3 separate regions of the Homo sapiens genome follow, and all the other regions are linked to region 1. The links are chromatin contacts, found by Hi-C or POLR2A ChIA-PET in ENCODE. All regions are on one chromosome and are shown on one strand. The core of a region is the stretch at or near the end of the contact, and the rest is flanking DNA. Distances in the headings are between cores, read along the strand shown. Region 1 overlaps LINC02660 (long intergenic non-protein coding RNA 2660). Region 2 overlaps LOC105376360 (a long non-coding RNA gene). Region 3 overlaps LOC105376360 (a long non-coding RNA gene).

Region 1 (3,841 bases), core at 1,126-3,625:
TTGGAGGTCCAGGCCGCCGAGTTTGCTGGTGGGGAAGATAGGCACCAGAAAGGAAAGAGGACATCCAGGGCAATTTCTTCTGCCCCCCAGCCAATCCGTACATTGTCCAGAGGTAGGAAGAAGTAGCCTCATTTTATGGTCAGGATCCTTGGGGCTCAGATGCGTTAAGTAATTGGTCAAAATCTTGCACAAATCCTGCAAGTACAGAGGTAGAAAATGAATCCAGGTCTTTGATTCCCAAACGTAAGCTCTTTCGCTGTGTCACTTCTCCTCTTCGTTTTCATGCCAGTTCCAAGAATTAACACTGCAGTTAGCTTTCTGTTTCCTTTCCCAAGATGTACTATGTAACAATGAAGAAACCTTAAGAAAAGGATAGCAATGTCTAACATGGATGCAGGGCCAGCCTCATTCTCTGTCAAAGCGACTAGTTCCTACACTCTGGGTTCCAATACAAAGAATGCACATTTATGCAGCAGGAATGGCCCAAGGACCACACATTGCACAGCTCTTGGGAGCAGAGCAGAAAGCTGCGCCAGGCCTATCTGATCAGTCTTCATGGAAAGGGTCGCAGATCCCATTCGGCTTGGAGATTTTGATGAATTTTCCTTTCTGTGGGTTGGATTTAAAATGTAATATTCTTCCCCCAGTTGAAAGTTTAGGACTAAAAGATGGGAAATCTTTTACAAGCTACACTTCTTCCCCACCCTTACTTCCCCTGGAGTTTCCATCAGCAATCATCTGAGTGCCCCATTAACTCCCCAAAACCCAAGGTCTGTTGGTGGTGGAATATTGAGCTGAAGAGCAGACTGTTGTAGAAGTCATCAGTTCTCTCTGATCATAGTGTCCAAACAAAAACATTATGGGGGAAACTGGCCCCATCACTTAATTATCTCCCAACAGGTCCTTCTCAAAACACATGGGAATTATGGGAGCTACAATTCAAGATGATATTTGGGTGAGGACACGGCCAAACTGTATCAAGTCCCCAATTGAGGGCACCTGCTCCCTGTAGATAATGGCATTTCAGATCTACAATGTGGCATTTCCAGACAACTCACTCATTTACGCTGATTGGTGCAAATTTTATTTTAGCCTCCAAACATTTTTCTTCCCCAGTCTGTTAAAAGAAAACAAAACCAAAACACCTCTCTCTCTCTCTCTCTCTCTATTTATAGATAGAAACGCTTACCCATATCATAGCATCAGTATTTTGCTGAAGCCCTGGAGTGTCAGGCACCGTGTTAGGAACTGAATACAAAAATAAGATGTAAACCAGTCCCTCAAGGAATCTATGGGACTGGTAAGATTAGCTAACCGTGCACCTGGAGGGAATATACTTAGAAATAACTGCAAATTCTGCAGAAATGCTGAGGGGTTCCCAAACTCGTTTCTGTGAGGCCTGTTAATTGCTGAGTTGTTTTGTCTCTGGTCTGTGGAACCCCGATAGTGTGCCCTAGGTCTTTAATTTCTTCATCTCTAAAGAATAGTGTCAATGGAGTCATTGCATGTGTTTATTCATACTTCTCAATGTGGAAGAGAACTCTCTAGGGTGTAAAACCCTATCCAGGAAGCACATGACAAGTTGGAATCCTCAATGACATGGCATTGCTATAGTTGCTATCGGAACAATCTTTTCTTTTTTTTCTTTTTTTGAAACAGGGTCTTGCTCTGTCATCCAGGCTGGCGCGATCTCGGCTCACTTTGACCTCTGCCTCCTGGGTTCAAGCGATTCTCCTGTCACAGCCTCCTGAGCAGCTGGGATTACAGGCAGGCACCACCATGCTGAGCTAATTTTTGTATTTTTAGTAGAGACCAGGTTTCGCCATGTTGCCCAGGCTACTCTCGAACTCCTGGCCTCATGTGATCCGCCCACCTCAGCCTCCCAAAGTGCTGGGATTACAGGCGTGAGCCACTGCAACCAGCTGGAACAATCTTGATATTAGGGTGAACAAGTGATTTCATAGCTTTCTCTGAAGGAGGAAACACTGGGAGCATCCACCCGAGAATCAACACTGTGGATCATTCTGGGGAGTTAATAGTTTTGAGATGTGTCCCAAGATAATTGTTAGCTTGAATTACCACGTGGATGGAACCATGCTGATCCTAAGAGCCAGGTAATGGCCAAAGGTGCCATTCAGGTGAAATCCCCAGGTGGAAAATTCTTCCACTTCCAATGATAGAATTCTATTACTCTGCCTATAGTTTGGTGAAACAAGACTTTACAAATAGAGGACAAGATCCATTTTGCCAAGAACAACCATATGGATTTAACTGCTGCTAACAACCGTTAGGAAGGAACATCAATAAAAAGCAAGCCTGTGAGACAACTCCTTCCCCAAGGGGCGCTTGTTACAGAGCGCGGGCCCCAGCAGGCCTGGTCCATCCTCCACATTCTTTCCTCTCTGACTTATTTTTACTTTCTGTTTGAATTGGCTTGGTTTTATTTTGCCCTAAACTGTGTCTGTAGTCATCCCCCGACAGAGTTTTGAGAGTGAAAGTCCGATCTGCCCACGCTTCACAGAACTCAATGCGGAGCCTTCTCAGGAGTCACTTGACGTCAAGGCTGACTTTTAAATTTGCCAAAAAGGCATTCTTTGGGGAGCGGTCGGCACCATCACTTTCCCTCTTTAGAGAGCTGCTACTGGCTGCTGGAATTCAAAACCCACAAATTGCATTTCTAAACTTAATTCGATACATAGATGAGCGGAAAGATCAGACATTGATGCTATTGTTTTCAACCAAGATGTTTTACTATATCATTTATATTTTGTTTTTTTCTTCCCCCAGTTTTTAAACTTTTTGTTTGTTTGTTTTACAGGCCAAGCCTACTGCTGTTAGAAAACATATTTAGAAATCACTTGGTTCTTCCTTGCCTGAACATCATCTATTTAGTTAGCTTGTGTTGTTTAGATGTGCTTCAGATCTCAAAAAAATAAATTATGTTATTTGAAAGCTTGCTCTCTGCTTGTTTACACTATTAATTTAGAGTCCAGAGGAATCTCTAAATTTGCCTCTAGAAACCACATAATCACCTAATAATACCTTTCCTGACTCCACTTTCTGACACAAAGTGACTTTTGAAACGCTTCCATCTTCCCTTTCTATTTAATGTACTGCACTCCACTCTTTTTTCCTTTCGTTTTTTCTACAGTCCGTCATGGAGTATTTGTTTACCAAATGTTACTTTTCTTGGATCCAATCTATTTTTGAAGAGCGCAAAAGCAAACAACTGTTTGAAGCTGTCAAGCTTCATTTTATTTATGCATGAATAACACAAATAACTTGAAAATGACCTAGTCTGTTTTTCTCAGATTTAGATAGAAAAACTGCTTCCGGCCAATGTTTATGCCAATTTGTTCATGCCAAGTTTCCAGTTTCGGTGCCAACCGGTTTTTACAGCCAAGTTGTAAACCTTCGGTAAACATGGCTTATAATGAAAAGTGCAACACAGCCTGAACCCTGGCACCAGGGGACGGATGTAAATTTATTCTAAGAACAAAATTCTAACAGGAACAGGAGGGGAGCTAGGCTGGCTACAAAGTGTTCCCACCGTAATATGGAAAATGTACAGATGATGATATATTTGATTACTAAGATCCCATTAGGCCAATTTAGGCACTTTATGTATTTCCTTTGCTCTGGACGCTGAGTGGTTTCATGCTCAATTTGAAGCAACTGGCTCATTGTCTCAGGGTGGTTCTAGAACTTTGCCTTCAGGTGGGGCTGGGGAGGGAGCCCTGGCATTTCAAGACAGGAGGGGGTGATATGGTTGGGCTCTGTGTCCCCACCCAAATCTCATGTTGAAAGGTAATCCCCAATGCTGGAGGTGGGCCTGGTGGGA
Region 2 (4,222 bases), core at 1,291-3,790, 280 kb before region 1:
AGCAGCGATGTTTTCAGGAAAGACTTGCAGAGAGATCTCTAGCTTTCATTTTCCAACACGAATTTATTTCCAGTTCCAACCTCAAAGTTTCCAAGTGAGGCTTTTATTAAGAATAATGGTATGTTGCCAGAAAAAGTAACCCTTGAATTATGAGGGAAATTTAAGAAAGGAGAATATAATTTTTCTTCCCTCTACTATTTATCCATCCAGTACTTCTCTACATTGTGGAAGAAGTCACATCTCCACCACAGACAGAAGGATTGCTCTGGGAAGAGCCCTGATCTAACTGTAATGGCTTTCTTTTCTTTTCTTTTCCTTTCTTTTTTCTTTTCCTTTCTTTTTTTTCTTTCCTTTCCTTTTCTTTTCTTTCTCTCTCTTTCTTTCTTTCTTTCTTTTTTCTTTTTCTTTTTTTTCCCGAGTTTCACTCTTGTTGTCCAGGCTGGAGTACAATGGCATGATCTTGGCTCACCGCAGCCTCCACCTCCTGGGTTCAAGCAATTCTGCTGCCTCAGCCTCCTGAGTAGCTGGGATTATAGGCATGCACTACCACATCCAGCTAATTTTTATATTTTTGGTAGAGATGGGGTTTCACCATTTTGGCCAGGCTGGTCTCGAACCCTAACCTCAAGTGATCTGCCTGCCTCAGCCTCCCAAAGTGCTGGGATTACAGGCATGAGCCACCATGCCCAGACTTTTTTTCTTTTTTTTTGAGACGGAGTTTAGCTCTGTCATCCAGGCTGGAGTGCAGTTGTGTGATCTCGGCTCACTGCAAGCTCCACCTCCCGGGTGCAAGGGATTCTCCTGCCTCAGCCTCCCGAGTAGCTGGGATTATAGGCATGTACCACCACACACAGCTAATTTTGTATTTTTGGTGGAGGTGGGGTTTCACCATGTTGGCCAGGCTGGTCTCAAACCCCTGACCTCAAGTGATCTGCCTGCCTCGGCCTCCCAAAGTGCTGGGGCTACAGGCATGAGCCACCGTGCTGGGATTACAGGCATGATCCACTGTGCCCAGACTTTTTTTCTTTTTTTTTATTGTTATTTTTTGAGATGGAGTGTCGCTCTGTCACCCAGGCTGGAATGCAGTGGCACGATCTCAGCTCACTGCAAGCTCTGCCTCCCGGGTGCAAAGGATTCTCCTGCCTCAGCCTCCCAAGTAGCTGGGATTATAGTCATGCACCACCACACCCAGCTAATTTTTGTATTTTTGGGAGAGATATGGTTTCACCATGTTGGCCAGGCTGGTCTTGAACTCCTGACCTCAGATGATCCACCTGCCTCAGTCTCCCAGAGTGCTGGGATTACAGGCGTGAGCCACAGCATCTGGCCAATGTGATCGCTTTTTCTTAAGACTATTGGTCATTCCTTTTTTTTTATTTTTCCTGCAGACCTTATCATGATGCAATGCTCCATCCTAAAATGCTCTCTCCCATACCTATGCAGCAAATGTTACGTTTTGATTATTTCCCTTTGCAGTGAATATTGCCAGACCCTCAGAGATCATCTGCATGTTTGGCGGTGTGAGCAGAGGTTGCCACCACTGTTCTTTTTGCCCTAACTGTTCTGAGTCAGCTGATAGGAATTCTGATTCTATGCTCTTTTGCCAAGATGGGAAGCTGGTTTGGAAGACTTTTGGATCTATACATCCCAGAATACTTCTTCCCTATTTAGGTATATCAGTCATTTTATTTCCTACTAAGAATTATTTGTATCATTCAGAGTTGCCAAGCACAGAACATAACTGTGAAATCCCAAGGTTTCTGGAAATTTTTCAGATAGGAAAGGGGGACAAAATGAACCAGGCAGCCAAATTTCACTCTTTGCTCTTTGAAAAGCAAGAATGTTTCTGCCCTCTTTGCTTCTTTTTCCTCTCTTGCAGCCCTTTCTTCTATCTCTAACCTGTTGATGTTTCATAGAGTATGATTTTTCTCTGATAAGCATACACATGACCAGGGCACTGGTTGAAAGAGTAAGGTCTTAACAAACTGAGTCCTCCAATGCAGCACAGAAAGTTATCACAAACACACACACACACACGTGCACATACACACATATACACATGTGTGTTTATGTGTATATATGTGTTTGTGTGTGTGTGTATAAGAGAGAAAAGGAGAGTGAGAGGTGAAGAACATGATTTAGCTGGAGTTGAATGTTCCTCTGGCAAAAGCAGAACTTAGTGAAGACTCTTTCTCTCCTATGCTTATTCAACTCTGGACTTCACTTAAACTGAAGAAATCATCATTAACTTAGTTTTTTATTCTCCACACACTGGCAAAGTCCTTAGTAAGTATCAGACACTGCCCAAGACCCAAGAGCTGCACCGCTGAATAAGCGAGGTCTCGAATCTGGTAGAACTTCCATTAGAGGGGAGAAAGATGAACAGCACACACAAATAAAACCTTTCATAGCAGAAAGGGAGAGGCAGTGTGATGAAAACACCACAGAGTGATGGGACGATGAAGATTCCAAGGCTACGTTAGATTATATGGCTAGGAGGGGCCTCTCTGAGGAAGCCGCAGAGAAGCCGAGATGTGGCTGACATGAGGAAACCAGCCGTGTGCAAAAATGGAATGAAGTCATTTAAGGAAGAACAAACACCTGCAACTGCCCTGAAACAGGAACAAGCTAGAGTTGTTTGAGATACATCAAGAAGCCCTGTGTGAATGGGGTAGGGTGGATGCTAAGCTAGCTGGCAGGTGGCGGTGAGGGGGCCCCTTTAGGTCAGGGTGGGTAGAATTCCTTGAGAGGATACAGGAAGAGAGTGAAACCACCGGGTTAAGGTTTTCCATAGCTCACCCCAGCTGCTGTATGGAGAACACAGAACAGAGAAGAAAGGCCGCATGGAAAGCCAGTGCCGTGGTGCAAGCATGATGCTGTGATGGAAAGAACGACGGAGGGAGGTAGCAGGATGTGAGCTGGGTTTTGGAAGCTCCCAACTTAGGGTCTTTCACTTCAGTAACTGTAGACATTGATACATTTACTGGAATGAGAAGGCAGAGGGGAAATAGAATTCTGTTTGGGATATGTCAAGTGTAAGACGCCCATCAATATCTGGATCGATACCCCAAGTAGGCAATTGGATGAAAGTGTTTGCAGGCAGGTCAGGAGTAGAGAGAGAAATCTGAGAGTCACAAAATTCTGGAGTATTTAAAGCTTTAGAATCAGAATCAAAAATGGTAAGTGGAGAAAAGCAGGGATTCCAGATCCAAGTCCTGGGTGCACCAGCATTGACAGTGGGGGCAGAAGGTTGGTGTTGAGAGCCAAACAGAGCTCGGTAACACTGTGAGCTGTCAAGAATGTCCACTCGTCTAGCTCACCAGCCAGCTTTATTCATGTCATTGTCCTTCTGCCAATCCTAACATCAATGAGATGTAATGGCGGTGATAAATATGGATGTATTCATGTCTCTTTGTGCAGAAAGCAGAGATTGTTGCAGCATAATATTTTTAAAAAGGAGTAGGTACCAAACATTTTATCACATTTCTCTCTAAACTATTTTTTTTCTGCCTGGTGGAGAGTAGGCTTTTGTTTGTCAGTTTGTTTTGTTTTTCAGGAAGGTACTGCAGGCACCTAATTAGAGGAGACGGTGATACGTTTACAAAGTATTAATGGAGCTGTCTTTTCCCGCCTTACCGTGAACAAGCACTTTTTCTTGTACTTAAGTTTAAAATGTCTTTCTAGGAATAGAACAATTGCAAACACTGCAAAGTGCGAGTAGGAGGGAGGGGATGGTGAGGAGGGGGAGGCTGCCTGGACTCCAGGGAGTAAACACTGCAAAATGGGAGTGGGAGGGAGGGGATGGTGAGGAGGGGAGGCTGTCTGGACCCCAGGGAGGTGTCATGGACCCTGTACCATTTAATCCATCCCTCTCTCATTTCCTATTTAAAATACTAAGAATGAGTAAAACATACAGGAGAAATTTAGAGAAAAGAGAGTGGAAAACTTTAATTTTTAGAGTTGTCAATGAAAACATGTCTTCTTTTCTAAGGGACAAGAAAGAAATCAATCCTGGGTCATTGAGCTGGAATTTAAACAGAGCCTCAGACTACATGGATTGTTCTAGATAGCATAGCCTGTTAACTTCATTCCAAAATGATCATTTGGTTAAAAACACTTATGAAAACAATTTTTGGTGGCCTTGGCCTCAGGACTGATTGGCTCACTCCAGAAAATCCAGCAGGTTAAACATGTAAATCAGCCTTGGGGAGGTGTTAGGAAG
Region 3 (3,660 bases), core at 1,130-3,629, 310 kb before region 1:
CAGTTCCAGTGGAGGCAAATGTGCTCGCAAGTTCCTTGTTAACAAGGTCACCAGTATAATTTGAATATTTTCCACAGCTGTTGCTCTCACACCTAAAGAGGGAAACAGCTCCAGCTATGTAGGGCAAGTGAACGAGAATGCTAATGAGTCTAACAGATTGGTTCAAAATAGAAGCATAAACCTTCAATTCATGAGGACACAACCGTTACGAAACCAAAGCCGAGGAGCTGGTCTGTGTTGAGGAATTCAACACTGCAACATCGTTCGAATATTTGACATAGTTCTTGACCCAGGCTTGGCAAAATTTGTCCACTATAAATAGAGGAAGGAGGGAAAAGTTTATGAGAGACCATATAATTCCATAAACATGAATTTCACTCTTAGAAGAATCCATAAAGAATACTTTGAAAACATGCTTTGTGAACGCTCTTTCACTGAATTACTGTGTAAAGCGTTTTGGCAGCAGTATCATGTTCTATACAGCAGAGCTAAAATTGCAAATTCACAATGATACAAGTGATATTAGGTAATTAAGACAATAAAGATTTATTTGATGATAAGAATCAATGGCTTGATTTACCAAATCAATTGGTTTACTATTTTGTTTGTTTAAGTGGAGATGAAGTAAACTTCCATCACAGTCCTTAATGATAAATCTTTATTGTTGCTGCTCTTTTCCATTCTATCTGCGTTGAGAAACTAGTTTTTGGAACTCGCTGTAAGAGCTGTAGAATGGGAACAGGCTGAACCACTGAGTAAGAGGGAAACAGGTTTTGCACAAGACGACGTGCAAGTGGAGGATCTGACGTGGTTTGAAAAGCCGTGGGGCTTTGACTAACACACTGAGGCATGGAGGAAATGCCACCAAATTCCTACCAAAGCACACTCTGAACATCGACATTATACTAAAGCGAATAATAAATAAGGGGCAAGAACTTGCAGGCACTGCCCATTTGCATTAAAGTCTGACAAATTCCTGCTCCCAAAGAATTCCTCAGGAAATGCATTGAGATGATGATTCTCAGATCAATTCCCTAGCATTCAGGGGAAAAGTTTTTTAAAATCACAAAATTAAAAAACAATGTCTTTCAATACTCCAGGCACTGATTTGAGATGTTACACTTTTTGAAGCCAGACTCGGTACTTTTTGGTATATTGGGCTCAGAGTCTCACTGGTACTAAGCTTATTTGATGCTTTGGTGTGTTGGGCACAGAGCTTTCCCTGGTATGTAGCTTATTTGTAAGTTTCTATAAATTGTTGCAAGTCAGCTGTAGGAAAAGCAGGCATCTTGAGAAGTCCTGGTAATTATTCCAGAGCACTAGGCTTACATTAAAAAATAAAAAAAAAACTTAGCCCAGAGTGTTGTGAAAAAGACCAATGGAGATTATCATTTAGCTACCTAAGAAGAGTGTAAAGAAAACAAATTATTATCCTAAAATACTAGTGATGATTTACCTAATTAATCTTTGACAGCTTGAAATGTGTCCTCAGCAAACGGTAATGTGGTAGTGTGTGCTCAAGGAACACTAGATTAATGAAGCACAGATATAAAAATTGCATCTGTTAGATTATGTAATTCTCTCTGAGTAATTTTAATTACTGGGTATTTCAGGACCTTCCAAATCTTCTTAGAACAAAAATGTCTTATTTTATTTTTAAGAAAACTTACTTTGAGTTTTCCATCACGCTAAATATTTTACTCATCGAGACCTTTTTTAAATTATAAGACTTTTTTTTTCTTTCTTTGATTTTGGCAGCATGGGAGAAGGAAGGTAAATGAACATAGAGAAGTTATCTAACAATTTGTTTTCATTTAACATTCAACAAGGGAGAGATTTGTTTCCTCTCCAGATTTTAAGAGATTTAAATAAGGTCGTTTATGTTCAGCTCAGTTAAGCTACTGATGATCATTCTGTTCTCTTGGCAGTAAAGTGTCCTCAGCCTATTATTTCTTTAGAACAATAAAATAGCCCGGGCTGCCCAAGCCATCATCCTACAATGGGTAGAACCATGCATAGATTATTAGCTTGCAACCACACTTCTGCCTCTATTGGATCATGGCAAGGGGGCCTGACAGCATAGACCTGCTTCTTGATAGAACAAAAAAAGAAGGCTAGCCCGTTCACGACAAGATCATTTACTAAGAAAATATTCAATACTCAACAATTGCAAGTCTTGGGACATTTAGAAAATAAAATAGACTTACACTCCTTGAAGTCATCCCAGGAGAATTCTTCCGGTGAAGACTAAGGTGATCATTCAGCCCCTCGCTCGTTGGGGAGAGAGAGTTAAGTCACAACTGAGATGAGAACATTGGTCCATGGCATTGTGAAATGGATATGCGCGTTAGTATAAAGGGCATCACTTAGTTCATTTCCATCTGGCCAGTGTTTATTCTGTGCTTTTTGTATAAGGCGAGAGTGCAAAGAGGTATGACCAGTCCTCTAGGAATCCCTAGCCAGTAAAAAACTTTTGTCAAAACAGAGGAGAATTCCTCTTCTAGCAATGTCCATCTAGCTGGCTTCTGACTCACCTTCCAACTCAAAACAATGAGACATACTATGTGTTAAATGTATCAATATATACACACACACAATTAAAATCTGTTTGAAACTATAGGGCTCCCAAAGTAGAAACCTCAGATTTCACAATTAAGAAAACTGAACACCAGTTAAAATTTCAGTTTCAGATAAGCAATAGGTAATTTTTAGTTCATGTATGTTCCAAATATAGCATGGGACACGTGTCAAAAGTTATTAATTGTCTCTCTGACGTTTCAGTGTAACTTAGTGTCACACATTTGCCTACAGCAAAGCAGGGAGAACCTGAGGGGCTACCATTCAGGACATCCTGACAGACGGGGCTTGTTTTCCCTGTGAGGCACCTGTTGATTCTAAGCACGGCAGCTTAGAAGCAGAGAGGACAAGTGAGATTGCAGAACACCTGTGGAATTCAAGGGACACAATTTGACTGTGCCGGCCCACCAATGAATAAGGCCTTTATTCAACACTCCTTTGGCTAAGGTGTAGGAATAAGGAGTGCTGTGAGTTTCATTGCATCCTCAAAAGGTGGTTTAAGTCCTAATCCCTGTGGCCTGTGAATGTGACCTTCTTTGGTGATAGCGTCTTTGCAGACGATCAAGTTAAGATCATTAGAATGGGCCCTTCTCCAATACGATGGTGTCTTTATAAAATGGGCAGATTTGGACACAGACAAGCACATGAGGAGAGCACCATATGAAGATGAAGCCGGGGATGCTGTGATGCTTCCACACATCAAAGACCGTCAGCACAACCCCGGAAGCTAGGAGAATGCCTGGAGTAGATTCTTCCTCACACCTTCATGAGAAACCAGTCCTGTCGATGAGAGAGAATATATTTCTGCTGTTCTAAGCCACCAGTTTTGGTAACTTTGTCATGGCAGCCTTGGGAAACTAAAACAAGGGTCAAGTGGAGGCAGCACTGCCCTTGGAGGGTTGAGGCCCAGCTCACTCCATTGCTGCAAATCCTGTCTAAATCATCTCCCTTTGCTAAGTGCTCCCAAACACCCAGCTTGTCAGAAACCAAAAATAAGCCATCCTAGGAGGAGTACAGTAACATTCAAGGCCTCAGGATATTTCCACATACGCCATGTTCAGCACCATATCAAAACAACCAGGC

The links. A loop is a pair of places that touch in the nucleus more often than their neighbours do. ChIA-PET counts read pairs that join two places held with the same protein, here RNA polymerase II (POLR2A). Pooled maps may share reads with other maps.
Region 2: a loop to region 1 is called in a pooled map, with 2.1 times the contacts of the local background. The contact joins two enhancer-like sites. A Hi-C loop is called at or near these places in 1 of 168 maps with a recorded cell type or tissue (CD4-positive, alpha-beta memory T cell) and 5 of 50 pooled maps. POLR2A ChIA-PET finds 5 or more read pairs at or near these places in 2 of 52 experiments (OCI-LY7 and activated CD8-positive, alpha-beta memory T cell).
Region 3: a loop to region 1 is called in a map with no recorded cell type, with 11 times the contacts of the local background. The contact joins two enhancer-like sites. A Hi-C loop is called at or near these places in 11 of 37 single-sample maps with no recorded cell type and 10 of 50 pooled maps.

The regions. Positions count from the first base shown.
Region 1 is chr10:3,932,861-3,936,701 of GRCh38, forward strand. LINC02660 (long intergenic non-protein coding RNA 2660) reads left to right here. Exons shown (of 3, transcript NR_183984.1): 2 at 1-112; 3 at 2,819-2,952. Among named protein-coding and RNA genes, the nearest start is that of LINC02660, 23 kb to the left of the region's middle. RefSeq lists enhancers at 2,314-2,503, 2,544-2,593, 2,614-2,663. Within about 2 kb of position 2,376, at least 27 of the 41 ENCODE cell types and tissues checked have a DNase peak (open chromatin) inside an H3K27ac peak, as active enhancers do.
Region 2 is chr10:3,653,136-3,657,357 of GRCh38, forward strand. All of the region lies in intron 1 of LOC105376360 (a long non-coding RNA gene), which reads left to right. Among named protein-coding and RNA genes, the nearest start is that of KLF6, 130 kb to the right of the region's middle. Within about 2 kb of position 2,541, at least 2 of the 41 ENCODE cell types and tissues checked have a DNase peak (open chromatin) inside an H3K27ac peak, as active enhancers do.
Region 3 is chr10:3,623,757-3,627,416 of GRCh38, forward strand. All of the region lies in intron 1 of LOC105376360 (a long non-coding RNA gene), which reads left to right. Among named protein-coding and RNA genes, the nearest start is that of LINC02669, 120 kb to the left of the region's middle. Within about 2 kb of position 2,380, at least 2 of the 41 ENCODE cell types and tissues checked have a DNase peak (open chromatin) inside an H3K27ac peak, as active enhancers do.